3 separate regions of the Homo sapiens genome follow, and regions 1 and 3 are each linked to region 2. Evidence: chromatin contacts called from ENCODE Hi-C or POLR2A ChIA-PET data. All regions are on one chromosome and are shown on one strand. Each heading gives the region's core, a stretch centred on a gene start or an enhancer-like site at or near the end of the contact. The rest is flanking DNA. Distances are from core to core; before and after follow the strand shown.

Evidence for each region. Hi-C counts contacts between places; a loop is a spot of excess contacts on that map. ChIA-PET counts read pairs that join two places held with the same protein, here RNA polymerase II (POLR2A). Pooled maps may share reads with other maps.
Region 1: a pooled map shows a loop between it and region 2 (4-fold over the local background). The contact joins the promoter of ICA1L here to the promoter of NOP58 in region 2. A Hi-C loop is called at or near these places in 2 of 168 maps with a recorded cell type or tissue (chondrocyte and mammary epithelial cell) and 8 of 50 pooled maps. POLR2A ChIA-PET finds 5 or more read pairs at or near these places in 2 of 52 experiments (Panc1 and activated CD4-positive, alpha-beta T cell).
Region 3: a loop to region 2 is called in a pooled map, with 7 times the contacts of the local background. The contact joins the enhancer-like site here to the promoter of NOP58 in region 2. A Hi-C loop is called at or near these places in 4 of 50 pooled maps. POLR2A ChIA-PET finds 5 or more read pairs at or near these places in 2 of 52 experiments (activated T-cell and naive thymus-derived CD4-positive, alpha-beta T cell).

The regions. Positions count from the first base shown.
Region 1 is chr2:202,870,093-202,873,694 of GRCh38, reverse strand. It overlaps ICA1L (islet cell autoantigen 1 like), which reads left to right and starts at 1,929. Exons shown (of 13, transcript NM_001288622.3): 1 at 1,929-2,076. RefSeq lists silencers at 1,617-1,746, 1,807-1,856, 1,897-2,386.
Region 2 is chr2:202,264,126-202,267,533 of GRCh38, reverse strand. NOP58 (NOP58 ribonucleoprotein) reads right to left here and starts at 1,771. Exons shown (of 15, transcript NM_015934.5): 1 at 1,548-1,771. The coding sequence starts at 1,592.
Region 3 is chr2:201,430,535-201,434,216 of GRCh38, reverse strand. All of the region lies in intron 1 of TRAK2 (trafficking kinesin protein 2), which reads left to right. Among named protein-coding and RNA genes, the nearest start is that of TRAK2, 19 kb to the left of the region's middle. Within about 2 kb of position 2,021, at least 15 of the 41 ENCODE cell types and tissues checked have a DNase peak (open chromatin) inside an H3K27ac peak, as active enhancers do.

The DNA.
Region 1 (3,602 bases), core at 680-3,179, 610 kb before region 2:
ATATGAAGTGTAAATACTACACTTCATTAATGGCTTGGAGATACTGTGTATCTTTCTGTAATTTTACCCAGTTAAGTGAATAAAAGCAACAGGCCCGGCCGGTAGCCATTATTCTGACTTCCAGGTGTGTTCCTTGGAGGACTTTAGTCGGCCTCAGATTGAGCTGAAGAAGATATTAGTTTACTGTTCTCTTGACTTAAAACTTCATCTTGTTGGAACAAACATTTTCTAAAATACCCCAAGAACTTTACTATGGGGCATAGTAACATTTGAAAGTCATTTCGCTTGCCACTTTATTTATTCCTTGGTGAGAAAGATAATCTGTTCTTTTCAGATATTTTATAATGTATCCTTCAGTTGTGAATTAGCTATCTTTGTTTCATTTCGTTCATTGATGGATTCAACATTCATTCAGGACCTAGTTTGTATTAGGCACTGTGCTAGGTGCTAAGGCTGCAGAAATGCGTAAGGGAGGAGCAGCTTTGAAGCAGCTCGGCACCTAATGGGGAAGACAGGCAGGTAGATCGTTACAGCCAGAGAGCAGTATGCCCCTTAGGAGAAATGCCTCATTTGGTAAGATTCAGGAAAGCCATCCCAAGGAAATAGGTCAATCACTCATGTTTGCCAAACGCTAATTTTTACCCTTCTGAGGAAAGCTGTAGACTCCTCAAAAAAACAAACAAAATTTTGCACATAATCTCAGGTATTTGCCTATTCCTTGAAATCCAAATATCTCAGGGTAAAAGTCTAAAGACATTTAATGTTTTCAGTCCAAATTAACCCTCTGTAGCTTGCCACTTTTCCTATTCTAAAAGTATAATTTCCAGGTTAAGGTGAGTATTTTGTACTGTTAATATTCCAGAACCTCGGCCGGGCGCGGTGGCTCATGCCTGTAATCTCAGCACTTTGGGAGGCCGAGGCGGGCGGATCACGAGGTCAGGAGATCGAGACCATCCTGGCTAACACGGTGAAACCCCGACTCTACTAAAAATACAAAAAACTTAGCCAGGCGTGGTGGCAGGCGCCTGTAGTCCCAGCTATTCGGGAGGCTGAGGCAGGAGAATGGCGTGAACCCGGGAGGCGGAGCTTGCAGTGAGCCGAGATCGCGCCACTGTACTCCGGCCTGGGCGACAGAGCGAGACTCCGTCTCAAATAAAATAAAATAAAATAAATTCTAGACTCACCCCATCTTTGTCATCATACAGATTTTAATTATCACCTCGAGTGTTAACCTTTTAATTCTTTGCTAGCCTATGTGTCGCAGTTGTAATTAATAATTCGTATTCTGCTGTTTTAGGAAAGTTCTTTTAAGTTTTGGAGTCACCTTTAAAAAGAATGAAGTTTGAATTTATTAAATTATCTCCTACTAGTAGTAAATAGTTTTGCCTTCCTTTTTGTTTTTTTCCTGAGACTTTCAGGATCCGGTTTTACCTTTTACTCTTGAAGATTCATCATAAACATTATGGATATGGATATGTGCATTTGAGATTGGTTATGAACGGTTGTTAACTTAGACCTCTTTAAACCTTTAACACGGGAGTTAAATACAGCGGGCGAACGCTTTCCGCCTAAGGAGCACTGGTGCTAAGGGGCCGCCCCAGAAGGCCCGGCAGGTCCGGGGGTGGGGGTGCTCGGAGGGAGCCGGGAGGGCCCCGGGCCAATGCCTTCCACTTCCCCACGCCTCAGAGAGCTCACACTCAGCTCCTCGTAATGTTCTGACCGGTTTGGTGTTTGTCATTTCACTTTATTAAGTAAAGAGGAAATCGGGAAAGGAGGAATAGAGAGGGTCCCCGAGTTCATTCAAGAGCAGACCGAGAGATGCTCCGATCCCGAGTCGGGCCGGTGGCGGGGTCAGGCCGGCGCCCGAGGGGGGCGAACGCGGACGCCAGGTCGCGCGGTTTAAATCTCCCGCCTCCCGCAGCGGGAGCCTGACACCTCCACGCACTGGTGCGGAGGGGCACTGGCTGCCGGAGGGCCGGGAGTCGGCGCGGGGCTCGCGGGCGGTGGCCGGAACGGGTGCCGGGACGGATCACCGTACGGCCGAACGCGACCCGAGGAGGCGGAAGAGCGGCGCCGGTAAGCTTCTGCTGCCTCCTGTCCGCCCCTATTCCCCCTCAGGCGGCGGTCAGGCCCGGAGACCAAATCCCGGGTTCCCATGGCGACGCCGGGAGGCGGGGGCGCGGCGGGAGGCTCCGGCCACACGCGCGCGCGCGCGGCTTCTCGGGGCCTTGCTGGCCTCCTCGGTTCTCTGGGGGACCCCGGCCGCTGCCTGCGGCCTTCTTCCAGGCGAGGCCCTGCTCGGGGTTCTTCCGGCCTCCCCCCAGGCAAAACCCGCAAGGAGCGGTTTCTGGCGTGGCTGGGTCCCCTGCGGCGGAAGGGCGCCTCCCGGCCACGCTCGCTGTAGTGAAGGAGCGCGGCAGCCTGGGGCTCGTTTGGGTGATTTCCCTCGGCGGTGGAGGTCGCTCCTAATAGAGGCGGCGGCGGATCACCCGAACAGCCTTCAGGTGCTTCCCTGCTGACCTCTTTTTAACGTGGTGCTTATTTTTATTTCGCTATTATTTTGTAATGGGAATGTCTTCCTTAGAAACTAATTGGCAACCGATGGATAAAAACAAAACATAGTAAATGTGCAGTTTGAGCTGAACTGCAGAATGCACGGGCCCGCGAGGGGCTCCGCGCACAGATCCTGCTCCTTAGGCCGGCAACCCGACCCCACGGCACAGATATGGCTCCTGGAAACGCGCGTCAGCTGGTCAGGTGCCCAGGTGATGTCAGTGGTCAGATACCTGATGCTCTAAGGAAGACGGAGAGGGGAAAGCGGGGAGTCCATCCTGGCAGCTCACCCGCGATGCTGGGGCGTTGCCAGTAGAGGGGGTGGAATCATTTTTCGTGTAATAGATGATCTTGATGCACACAGCATAAAAGCTGTTATAAACTATGGGTCTCTGTAAAATAGATTGTTGGGAAGGTAACATTTTTCCATGGTTTTGATTTTTCCCAAAAGTATTTATGTATTGATTTATTTGGTTCTGACTCAGGCGACGTACTGTAAGACGATATTACTTTAATCATCTTCACATCAGTATTTATGGAATAGCCACAGGTGCCTCATCCTTTAGTAGGAGTTAATTATACATTTACTGGCCGAGTAAACATCTCCGAATGGTATGTATGTATTTTTATGTGACCAAAATTTTAAATCGTTTAGTATTTGTTATCTGTGCCTATCATACCCAGTATTCTTTGAAATCTCTTTATTTAATAGTTCAAAATGATTGTTTATCTAGTCGTTGAAACAGCTATGTGGAAGGCAGTGTTCTAATTACCAGTTTAATTTTAGAGTTAGAAGGGTGCTCAGAGATCAGCCAGTCCAAAGAGGAAAAATTGCAAATATGAGAACTGGTGGAAAAAGTAGGATGCCATATTTTTATTATAAATATCATAAAAATATAAAACAAAGTTTATACCAGTTATGGAACTAGGACCAGATATCAAAATATTAGATACAAAATAGATAATATACTGTCTTGTTCTACTATACTGCCAAACTTGGTGATTTCATTGTGTGATTCTATATTTACATTTTTTCTGTACTTTTATAC
Region 2 (3,408 bases), core at 522-3,021:
TTCGTAGCTCTAAAGGGGACTAAGGAGCTTACTTACAAGTTCCTTAAAACACTAATACGGCAATTGCAGATAACTCCAACTAAGGTAAAAACAAGCAAAACTGCCTTTTCGGTTTTAATGATTTTATTGGTTTTCTTAAAAATAACATTTGACGTATCAAATGCAAACTGCGTATTTTCAAATGTCAGAAGTGAAACATGGAGAACTCTGCACCCATCCAGACTTTCTTGCATCCACACCACAAATGGTTTTTTGGTTCATAGCTAAAATTGTATTACATTTATTTTTACCTAGCGTTTTTGCTTTCTACCAACATATATATATGTAGAATATACATAAAAACTTTATTTTTCATTGCTATATTCACAGACCTCAGAAGAGTTGCACCGCACAAGAAAAGGCACTCAATCTCACTCATTCTTCCTAACATCTCAACAGCATCTTGCGATACGAATGTCTTACCATTCAACCATTTCAGTGCTGACGAACTTGTCAAACTTTCCCCACGAAAACAACCAAACCTCAAACTGACATCACCAGCCCAGATGTTTTCCCCTAAGCTTCAAATCTGAAATACTGAACTGCCCGATCTACACAACTGCATTATCAGGTCTAATAGACAACGCAAGCTTCGCACAGCCCAAACCGGAAATCTTTAGTCCTTCCCCAAGAAACTTTCTTAACATCTTATTTAAACCAAAACCCCACATTCAATCTATTAGCCAGTCCTTCCTGTTCTACCTTCACAATTTCTATCGATATTTGTTTCTCTCCATACCAGGCAATTTCATCTTGTCCAAATGAATGCAAAAGTATTCTTGCTGCCGTTCTTATCTCCTCGAGTCTAATCTCCACACAGCAGAGTAACCGTATTAAGACAAATTAGCAGGTCATTCCTCTGCTTAAATCCTTTCGATTGGCCGAGCACGGTGGCTCACGCCTGTAATCCCAGCACTTTGGGAGGCCGAGGCAGGTGGATCGCTTGAGGTCAGGAGTTCAAGACCAGCCTGGCCAACATGGTGAAACCCCGTCTCTACTAAAAGCAAACAAACAAACAAAAACAACTAGCCAGGCGTGGTGGTGGATGGAGGCCTGTAATCCCAGCTACTCGGGAGGCCAAGGCAGGAGAATCGCTTGAACCCGGGAGACGGAGGTTGCAGTGAGCCAAGATTGCGCCACTGCACTCCAGCATGGGCAACAAGAGCGAAACTCCATCTCAAAAAAAAAAAAAATCTTTCGATCATTCCTCAAAACATCTAGAATAAAGTCCGAATTCCCTATAATCTGTTAAATTCTAACACGCCTCCTGCCCACCCCTTCAACGGGAGGAAATAAAATCCTCTAATGCAGAACGGGTCTCCCCAAACGGCGGGGCCACGTGTTACACGTAACATGGCTCTCAGGTGTAAAGGCCTTCTCCCTCCTCCCAGAGCCCGGGCTATAACAGGCACCCACGCTACTCTGAGTAGTTCCGTGCTTAAGTCTTTCCCTCTCCTCGTCTGTCCAGCATCCGCCTTCCCCCTTTAACGGCTCGCTCTCCCACCTACCTTAAAGATGGCGTAACCCACAGACGTTTCAAACAGCACCAACATGGTGAGGCCGGGTCAGGGCGCCGCACGGCCTGCCAGAAGCTGTAGAGTCAGTTCAAAAACACCGACTACGCGGCCTCAAAAGGCCTCCTAGGCCGCGGCGGGCAAAGCACAAATGCGCTCGCCGTCCCGCAAAGAATCAGAACACGCTGCCTAAACCCTCCACGCTGTACTGGAACTAGGACGCACGAACGCGCTACTCCTTCTCTGAGGATTCTGGGATAGCAACGTCACTTCCGACAGAAGACTGCCGCAGAGATTGCCGTCACTTCCAGAATGTTCCCGCCACAGCGGGCTGGGGCGGGCCGAGAAAGTTTGTATCGCGGGATCTAGGGCCTGAACGGAGCCTTTGCGCCTTTTTTTCTTTTTTCTTTTTTTCTTTTTTGGAGACGGAGTCTCGCTCTGTAACCCAGGCTGGAGTGCAGTGGTGTGATCTCGGCTTACTGCAACCTCCGCCTCCCGGGTTCAAGAAATTCTCCTAGCCGGGCGCAGTGGCTCACGCCTGTAATCCCAGCACTTTGGGAGGCCGAGGCGGGCGGATCACAAGGTCAGGAGATCGATCGAGACCATCCTGGCTAACACGGTGAAACTCCGTCTCTACTAAAAATACAAAAAATTAGCCGGGTGTGGTTGCAGGCGCCTGTAGTCCCAGCTACTCGGGAGGCTGAGGCAGGAGAATGGCCTGAACCCAGGGGGCGGAGCTTGCAGTGAACCAAGATCCTGCCACTGCACTCCAGCCTGGGCGACAGAGCGAGACTCCGTCTCAAAAAAAAAAAAAAAAAAAGAAATTCTCCTGCCTCAGCCTCCCCAGTAGCTGGGACTAGAGGCACACACCACCACGCCCAGCTAATTTTTGTATTTTTAGTAGAGATGGGGTTTCAGCATGTTGGCCAGGATAGTCTCGATCTCTTGACCTCGTGATACGCCCGCCTCGGCCTCCCAAAGTGCTGGGATTACAGGCGTGACCCACTAGGCCCGGCCTTTTTTTTTTTTTTTTTTTTTTTTTTTTTTTTTTTTGAGACAGTCTGGCTGTTGCCCAAGCTGGAGTGCAGTGGCACTATCACGGCTCACTGCAACCTCCAACTCCCAGGCTCAAGCGATCCTCCCACTTCACCCTCCGGAGCAGCTGGGACTACAGGCCTGTGCCACCACACCCAGCTAATTTTTTGTAGAGACAGGGTTTCACGATGTTGCCCAGGCTGGTCTCGGACTCTTGACCTCAAGGGATCCTCCCACCTCGGCCTCCCAAAGTGCTGGGATTACAGGCGTGAGCCACCGCGCCCCGCCACCGCTAGAGATTTAAAGGGGAAAAACTTCACGATATTATTTTGTTAACCCTCTATGAATTATATGTTCACTTTGAGAGAAACGAGGAGCTGTTTCGGTGCCAGTCTGCCTCAGGCATCTAGAATTTGAAATGCCAGCTAGTGCCATTAGACTTTATCCCCTTTCAAGCCCTGCCTTGAGGCGAAGGCCTCAGAATGACACCATTACTGTCACTATATTTGTGAGCATTCCTGGCCGTTCCCTTCTGTCTGGCCAAATGAATTATTAGCACAGTTTTCTTTCAATAAGCCTCTCCTATTTTTGCTGCATTTGTTAAAATGACCCCAGGGTATGAATTTAGAATGTCTTTTTTTTTTTCTTTTTCTTCTTTGTTTTTTTTGAGACGGAGTTTCACTCTTGTTGCCTAGGCTGGAGTGCAGTGGTATGATCTCTGCTTACTGCAACCTCTGCCTCCCGGGTTCAAGCAATTCTCCTGCCTCAGCCTCCCGAGTAGCTGGGATTACAGGCATGTACCACCACGCCTGGCTAATTT
Region 3 (3,682 bases), core at 772-3,271, 830 kb after region 2:
GGGAGGCTGAGGTGGGCGGATCACGAGGTCAAGAGATCAAGACCATCCTGGCTAACACGGTGAAACCCCGTCTCTACTAAAAATACAAAAAATTAGCCGGGCGCGGTGGCGGACGCCTGTAGTCCCAGCTACTCAGGAGGCTGAGGCAGGAGAATGGCGTGAACCCGGGAGGCGGAGGTTGCAGTGAGCCGAGATAGCGCCACTGCAGTCCGGCCTGGGCAAAAGAGCGAGACTCGGTCTCAAAAAAAAAAAAGAATGATTATGAAGGGCAGTCCCATGATGTGTGACAAAAGATGTACCCATGCAGCTGACAATCAGCCAGAGGCGAAGAAATGTGACTGACTGAAATGGTTTTGGCAGAGGATTGTTGTTAAAGTGGAATGCCTGTTCAGTCAAAGGTGAAGGTTAGGAGTTCAAGAACTTTAAGCATGGTGAATTAAAGTGCTGCTGTGGAAACTTATCAAAAACCGCGGTTGACACCATGGGTTCAAGGCCTTTTCTTATCTGCAGGTGAAGCTCTAATAGGGATTCCTTAGCTGCCAGAGGTTACCGCCCTTTTCCTGTTAGTGAAGATTGTGTCAGGGAGGGGTTGCCTGCCTCGGCAGATATTCATTATAAACAAACAGGGCAGTTTTTAAAATGCCCAAAATATTCAACTAGGAGGAAATACTGACCCCATAAACCTAAATCTCACACACGGTTTTGGACGTTTAAACGAATGGATTTAACAGCCTTTTGGAATTCAGCCTGTTTGTAAGTAGAGCGACCTCCATGTATTTCATATTCTGACACCCTACTTATCTTTAAGTCAAATGGCAGTTAAAAAGAGGGACAAAATATTTGCTGGTCACAAATCCTATTTCCTCAGGGTCAACTTTATAAATGCTAATAGAACAGCTGTGCTGAATGTAGCCAGTGTAGCTTTCCCGCGGCATCGGTGCAGCTGGATAGTGATATGTGGCCTCTGCCTTCCTGAGGTCTGCTGCTTACTGTCCAGGCTGGGTTTTGCTGGTGATGCTCCTCCCGCCTTTTTTTCAGCTCTTAGCACTGAAGCCATGATAGAGTCTTTAAGTGGTTTAATATCTGGTTTGTAAATTACTGTGGTTTTTTGGTAAACTTTATCTGTAGTGTAGCCAGATACATTAAAATTAGTGAGTCTCTGTCTTTGTCAAAAATATATTATTTTATGAGGACAAGGTAAATTATCATTTTTTAAATTAGCTTATCTTTTGTCTGGATTAGGTTGCCACTGCCTAAGAGAGCTATTGCTGAATTGGTGATTGGCACTGTTCCTGCATGCATTTCAGCAGCCCACATGTGTTTCAAATTAATCCCCAAAGTATTGCTTATAAAATAAAAATTTTGAATATATTTCCAGTGTAAATGTTTCACTAAATAATTACATTTTTTGCAATCCCAGGCTCTACGCCCAGCAGAGGTGAACTTTCCCAGAGTTGTTTTAGCCTTCTCAATAAGGCTGTTTTGGCCAGAGTATCCTGTTTTAAGGAAGTAGCAAGATATTTTTTAGGCACAGGGCCTATATTTAGGCATTCACTGTTGACCAATTAGTTCTGTGGCTGGGCTAAACTATCTAAGTCATTAGCCATGTTGTGTCCTGCCAGCAATATTTATGTCAATGACATGTTTTGGTTGTTCTTTTTAAGTCTCATCCTTCTTAAAATAAGTTACTTGATTATTTTGCTTTATTTTCTTCTTCTTAATGTGCATGGATTACAAAGGCTGGCTTCTTGTTAAATGATACATGCCTGATTGGTTGTTTTATAAAGAAAAGCAGTGAAGTTGTTCCTAAAAAGGTTGAATAAAGATCCGGCAAAGAAAGTAGATGGCCCTGAAAAAAGTGCACAGAATACGTGTGCACAGACTAGGAAAGGCACTGAAAATGTGTCATTTGTGTTTGCCAAAGTTTAGTTTCTACTGCATTTAGGACTCTGTGTAAGCTTTTGGTTTATTCATGCATCCAAGAGACAGGAAGAGAATGATTAATCACACTAAGCTAACGTCACTCATCAGAAGGCAGGAAGTAAATTCTTTCTTAGGTTGAAAGAAGATGCTATCAAGCAATTGAGAGTAGGCCGTAGATTGTGCCCAACATTGTGTAAGGTACAATAACAATAATAATAATTATAAAATAGTACTTTGGTGATAGAAATACTAATAATAACCAGTACTTGCATAGCATTTACTATATTCTAAGACATTATTCTAAGACCTTTACATGTATTAACTCATGTTATTTCCCAATAACCCTCTGAGGTAGCTGCTACTATTATCCTGTCATAATTCACTTAGTCCCCATAAAGTAGATCCTGTTATTAGGCCCACTTAACAGATGAAAAAATGAGGTCAAGTAATTTGTCCAAGATCACCCAACCAGTAAGTGGTGGGGCTGGAGTTCAAATTTAGGCACTCTAGTTCCAGAATCCACATTCTTAACCACTGAGGTAGGCTGAATACTGGCCCTCAAAGATATGCAGTTCTTGATCCCTGGATCCTGTGAATATTACCTTATATGCCAAAAGGACTTTGCAGACATGGCTACATTAAGGATCTTGAGACGGAAGATTATGCTGGATTATCCAGTTTTACCTTAAATGTAATCACAGGTGTCCTTATAGGAGTGAGGCAAAGGAGACTTGACAGCAGAAGAAGACAGTGTAACAGTAGAAGCAGAGAGAAACTTGAAGATGCTACGCAGCTGGCATAGAAGATGGTGGAAGAAACCCTGAGCCAAGTAATACAACTCTAAAAGCTAGGAAAGACAAGGGAATGATTTTTCCCTGGAGCCTCCAGAGGGAGGGGGCATAACTCTTCTAACACCTTGCTTTTGGTCCATTGACACTTTTCATTTTTCTGACCTCCAGAACTGTAAGATCATAAATTGGTGTTGTTTTAAGCCACTAAGTTTGTGGTAATTTGTTGTAGTAGCAATAGGAAATGTATAGCCACACTGCTATGGAGAAAGATGCTAAGTATAGTTAAGACTTTTTTGTTATTAGCAAACCTTCCTCAGACCCATGAAGGAATGAGCTTTAGGAATCATCACTCTTGATAATCCCAGCTCTATGGCACTTGAAACTTTATTAGCAGGAGCACAGTTTCTTAGTCCTTATGTCCTTCTATGTGAAGATTACTCAGAGGTATCTTCAGACCGCATCTACTCCATACTTAAACGTGGTAGTCATTCTGGGTACACAGTTGGCTGTTGAGCCAGAAATTTAAGAAATACTAGACAGGGAGGGGTTCCAAGATGGCCAAATAGGAACAGCACCAGTCTACAGCTTCCAGCGTGAGTGACGCAGAAGACAGGTGATTTCTGCATTTCCAACTGAAGTACCCGGTTCATCTCACTGGGGCTTGTTGGACAGTGGGTGCAGCCCGCGGAGGGTGAGCCAAAGCAGGGCAGGGCATCGCCTCACCTGGGAAGTGCAAAGGGTCAAAGAATTCCCTTTCCTAGCCAAGGGAAGCCATGACAGACGGTACCTGGAAAATCGGGACACTCCCACCCTAGTACTGCGCTTTTCCAACAGTCTTAGCAAAGGGCACACCAGGACATTATATCCCATGCCTGGCTCAGAGGGTCCCATGCCCACGGAGCCTTGGTCACGGCTAGCACAGCAGTCCAAGATCGAACTGTAAGGTGGCAGCGAGCCTGGGGGAGGGG